Regions from separate parts of the Homo sapiens genome. Here region 2 is linked to region 1. Evidence: chromatin loops called from intact Hi-C (ENCODE). Cell type or tissue: PC-9. All regions are shown on one strand.

Region 1 (2,500 bases):
CCGAGCAGGGTGTCCACCAAGCTGGGGTGGGCAGGTCCCCATCTCTGAGAAACGTGATTCAGGGGAATGCTGCTTAAGACACACGGACGGCAGCCTTTCTCCTCTGACCCCAAGATGCTGGGGGAAGGCCCAGGGGCCACGTCCAACATGCAGCCTCATCCAGCCACCTTCTCCCACCTGCAGCCTCTCCAGGCACAGTCCAACCAGCCTTGTGGGTGCAAAACAACGGCTTTACCATTCTCTGGGGACACTTTGTGTCTACCGGCCACCTGGAGCTGCTCCGGGCCTGGGCTTGACACAAAGTGGGCTTTAGGCCTCAGGTCCACACAAAGGTTTGTCCAAAGAAGATGGGGACTTGCAGGCCACACGTCTGGTTTGGCATTAGAGGTGTCAGAAAGCAGTCAGTGACCCTCAGAGGGACCTAGAAAAGCTGGTCCCTCCAGTCCCTTTGAGGCACGCCACTCCTGCCTACGAAAACTTCACTGGGATGCCAGGCACGTAGTGCTTCCAGAATCCACCCCCAGTTTGCAAGGACGCTCCACGTGGCCTTTGAGGAGCTGGCAGGAGACCCGTCGGGCACACGGGGCTCCAGGAAGCCTGGCCGTGCAGCTCTCCCTGGGGTTCTCGGGATTCCCAGGTGCTCAGCAACCTGAGGCTCCTCCTCCATGGGCCCAGGAGGCCAGGGCGGGGCCTGCACTGATCTATCTCCCAGATGGAAGGAAGGGAGGGAGGGAGGAGGGGAGCATGGCAGCTGGAGCAAGGGGCCAGGCAGGCCAGGGCCTTGTGGGCAAGGAGGGAGGGCCTCCACCCTGAGTCCACGCAGTTGCCCACGGAGGTGGAGACCGAAGGGGTATGGGGCGGGCAGCGACTCACCTTCCTCTCCAGGAATGATGCGATCAGGCCAAAGTTCTTGGGATGCTGCATGAACCTGCGGGACGAGAAGGGTGGGCGTGAGACCTGGCCGAGGGGGGCTTTCCTGCGGGGCAGCCGATCGGCTCCCAGGCGCCTGCCATCCCCACTGGCCGGGCCTGGCGGGCACCGCCCCACTTGGAGCAATTAAGCCCAGGGGGGTGTGGGAAGGGCTGCTGCGGCAGACGGGAGGGGTGGGGACCCAGGGGTAAGAGAGGGCGTTCCTTGGAGTGAGTCACTGGCTTTAGCGCCTTTGAAAATATATTTGTTTGTCCTGCTGGAGGCGGCTTCCAGGAAAAATGAGGACACGACATGCAGCTCTTTGGTGGGGTTCCCCCCCCTTTAAAATCCACTTTTGTTTCTCTCTCCAGCTGGATCTGGGAAGCAGGGCCTCACCCAGCCCACACAGGGTCTGCTTGGGAACATGGCAGGGCCCCACCAGTGGGGTCATAGCTCACCAGGCTGCTGGGCCTCCCCAGAAGAGCTGGGAGCAGAGGCTCTGAGTGCCCGTGGGGCAGCAGGAGGGGGCTGGCCAGCCAAGGAGGCGGCAAGCATGGACTTAAGTCGGAGGGCGGTGGCGGGTCGCTGGCACTGTCCCAACTGGCTTCCTGCGTAGCCAGGAGAATTACTGGGAAACCACTGGGCCCAGGCTGAAATGTGAGGGCCAAAGGAGCGGGAGCATGGTGGGGGCGGGGATGTGGGTCAAGGCCTGCTCCACCCCAGGGGTGCTGGGTGGAGTCCCTGGCCCCAGGCCCAGGCGTCCCGGCGACGTGCCACAGCCCCACAGCCTTCGCAGGGAGAGCAGCGGCTGGCTGCTAGTGAGGCTGGACTGTGGGCTCCCACGGAGGGAGGCTGAGTGAGCACCAGTGCCCGACCTGCCTGGCCCTCCAGATGGCTGGGCAGGAGGCCAGCAGGCCCCGCGCCTGCTTCCCAGCCAGACATCCGAGGATCCTGAACAGTCTCTGCTCTCTTCCCGGTGGAAGCGGCGCAGTGAGGAATGGCAGGCTTCCCTGGCCTGGGATCCCACCTCGGGCGGCTGGCAAGGCCGGAGCCATCCTAAGGCCCTTCTCTTCCAGGTAGGGAGAGTCCTTTCCTCTCCGCTCCCTCTCCTTGTCCCAGTGACATTTCCTTCCCTGCAAACCCCTCCCACGGGGTTTCCCCAGGCACAGTGGGGGCTCCCAAGAGACCAGGAATCAAACTTGGGAATCTCCTAGGTCCCCTGTTCCCCTCCCTCAATACCTCACTTGCACCCCTGGAAGACGTTTATTAGAAGTTTCCTATGCCCTGCATACCTCACAAGGGAGGCCCTGTCGCTATACCCATTTTACAGACGAGGAAATTGAGGTTCAGAGGGGGAATGGTCACATGGCCAGCACGTGGTGGAGCCCCATGCCGTCAGTAGGTGATTTTCAAAGCCCCGAGTGCTATCAATTCCTCTGCACATGAGACCTCAAACCAAGCCCACAGTCCTTGAGGCATGCAAGTGGCCAAGTTGCGGCTCACACAGGATGGAAGTTACGCCAGCCCCACGGGCCGGCAGATAGCAGCCCAGCCTGGGTCCCCCACCCTTCGGTTACTGAATTAACAGAGG
Region 2 (2,500 bases), 64 kb before region 1:
TTGTTATGTGTGCCCAGGCTGGTCTTGAACTACTGGGCTCAAGAGATCCTCCCACCTTGGCCTCCAGAGTGCTGGAATTACAGGCGTGAGCCCCCACGCCTGGCCCCGCCGTCTGACTTTGTGAATACGCTTTTACTGGAGCGTGGCCACATCTGTGCATTTATGTATTGTCTATGGCAGAGCTGAATCCTTGCAACAGAGATTGTCTGGCCCACAAAGCCTAAAATGTTCACTCTCCGGCTCTTTGCAGGAAAAGCTTGCTGGCCTGTGCTCTACACAATGTTGAAGGAGGTAACCTGTGATGTGTGTGTGTGTGTGCGCGCACGCGCGTGCACGTGTATGTGCATGTGTGTGTGAGTGCATGGATGTGTGTGTGCGCCTGTACACAATGTTGAAGGAGGTAACCTGTGATATGTGTGTGTGCGTGCGCACGTGCGTGCATGTGTGTGTGAGTGCATGGATGTGTGTGTGCACCTGTACACAATGTTGAAGGAGGTAACCTGTGGTGTGTGTGTGTGCACACGTGCGTGCATGTGTGTGTGAGTGCATGGATGTGTGTGTGCCTGTACACAATGTTGAAGGAGGTAACCTGTGATGTGTGTGTGCGCGCGCGCACGTGCGTGCGTGTGAGTGCATGGATGTGTGTGTGTGCATGGATGTGTGTGTGTGCCTGTACACAATGTTGAAGGAGATAACCTGTGATGTGTGTGCGCGTGCATGTGCATGTGTGTGTGAGTGCATGGATGTGTGTATGTGCCTGTACACAATGTTGAAGGACGTAACCTGTGATGTGTGTATGTGCACGTGCACGTGTATGTGCGTGTGTGTGAGTGCATGGATGTGTGTGTGCCTGTACACAATGTTGAAGGAGGTAACCTGTGATGTGTGTGCACGTGCACGTGCATGTGTGTGCGAGTGCATGGATGTGTGTGCGCCTGTGTGTGTGTGTTGTGGCGGGCAGTGGGGGGTTATAAGCCCAGACCCTCCAAGTAACAACCACAGCGTCAGCCTCAGTTTGCTGAGTGGTACTCAGCACAGGCACTGTGCTCAGCATCCCACGGCCTCCATGAGCCTCCGGTTAAGCTCACACAGAGACTGCTGCCAGACACATTTTACAGAGGGGAAACTGAGGTACAGACACACCAATGGGCTCATCTGAGTTCACCAGCAAATACTTAGCCGAGTCAGGATCAGAAGCCCACTGAGCCAGTGCAAGCAGCGGTTGTGCGCTGGCTGGCTGAGAAGCCAAGCTCAGGCAGGGCTACTTACCAGGCGGAGTGTGCAAAGGGCATTACCGAGAGGTCATGCTCTCTCAGGGCTCCACGGCTGACAGCAATGTAAGCGTGTTCACTCATTTATTCTCACAGCACCCTACAAGGAACTGACTGACTGTCCCCATTTCACAGACGGGAAAATGGAAGCCGAGAGGTTAAGCCACCTGGTCAAAGGCCCCAGCTAGCAAGTGGCAGATAGCGGCTTCGAACCCAGGCACTGGGGCTGCAGACCATGGCCTTAATCCAGACTGCTATGCCACATGGCCTGCGGCAGAGAAGCAATGATGGGTCCTAGATTTCAGGCCTGGGGAGATCCTGTAAACTCAGCGGGGCCCCGGGGCTCAGGCCTGGCTTCATGGCATCTTCCTGCTGGCCTCTCGCCCTTTGCTGAAATCTGTCCTCAGCTCTGAACCTCTCCCTGAGGACCAATCCTATGGAGAGATAACCGGCCAAGAAGTTGAGCAGAGACACAACTTGGGAATGACGGAGCCCTCTGGGTTCTGGGACAGGAATGGCAGGCAGGTGTCATCTATCACGCCGCCTCCAGATGAACAAAGGAGGTTCTGAGGGCCCATCAGGGTGTGACAGCGGAGGAGAGTGCTAAGATCAATTAATGATGCCTGCTGTGAGCAGAGCAGGTGGGCAAGAAGGCCTATGTACCAAATTGCCCCCAATTCTCTCCTTGAAGACTGTTTCCCCTGGACTTGTGCCCTGGCGAGGTGGGCAGCCCACAGGAGGCAGGGGGCACAGATGCAGGGGAATTCTCATTCTTAACCAGTCCCCAGTGGAGGCACCTGTACAGGGCCTGCCTCACATCTGGAGATCCTGCAAACGCCCTGGACCTGGCCCCTCTGGCTACCCAGCCCTGTAAGCCTCTGGTGCTTCCTCCAGCCCAGTTCCAGAGAGTTGGGAGAGAGAGGAGGGGAGCTGTTCGATGCTGGAAGGCAAACTGGGGCTAGGCCAGGCTGGGCGGGCGGCCGAGAGCCTGGAGAGACAACCTGTTCCTCCAGTTGGGCCCAGGGGGCCCCGAGGGACCTGCTTGGCTGAGCCGCTCTGTGTGGGAGCCAGGGGCAGAATAGGCTGGCTTCCTGAGAGACCAGAGAGGTAGCGCTGGGTGTCAAGTTCATGTGTGTCCCTGCGGGAGCTGAGCTGCAAGCCAGGCTGTGCAAGAAAGGCATGCAGGGCCTAACGCCAGGTGCACCGTCCCCACGGGGAATGAGGCCAGG

The links. Hi-C counts contacts between places; a loop is a spot of excess contacts. Peaks named below come from ENCODE experiments on the same cell type or tissue, not always from the same donor. Only the 100,000 strongest peaks of a DNase experiment are listed, where the experiment ranks them.
Region 2: it touches region 1 in a loop (4-fold over the local background); 14 of 110 quality-filtered maps call a loop at or near these places.

What each region holds. Positions count from the first base shown.
Region 1 is chr12:124,421,628-124,424,127 of GRCh38, forward strand. NCOR2 (nuclear receptor corepressor 2) reads right to left here. Exons shown (of 49, transcript NM_006312.6): 14 at 874-928. It overlaps LOC124903044 (a long non-coding RNA gene), which reads left to right and starts at 1,685. Exons shown (of 2, transcript XR_007063508.1): 1 at 1,685-1,985. RefSeq lists an enhancer at 996-1,290. In PC-9, no CTCF peak of the experiment used is centred here; DNase peaks (open chromatin) are centred at 674, 1,144 and 1,524; H3K4me3 peaks cover 985 bases; H3K27ac peaks cover 2,183 bases.
Region 2 is chr12:124,357,491-124,359,990 of GRCh38, forward strand. The region is part of intron 24 of NCOR2 (nuclear receptor corepressor 2); the gene reads right to left. Among named protein-coding and RNA genes, the nearest start is that of MIR6880, 21 kb to the left of the region's middle. In PC-9, no CTCF peak of the experiment used is centred here; no DNase peak of the experiment used is centred here.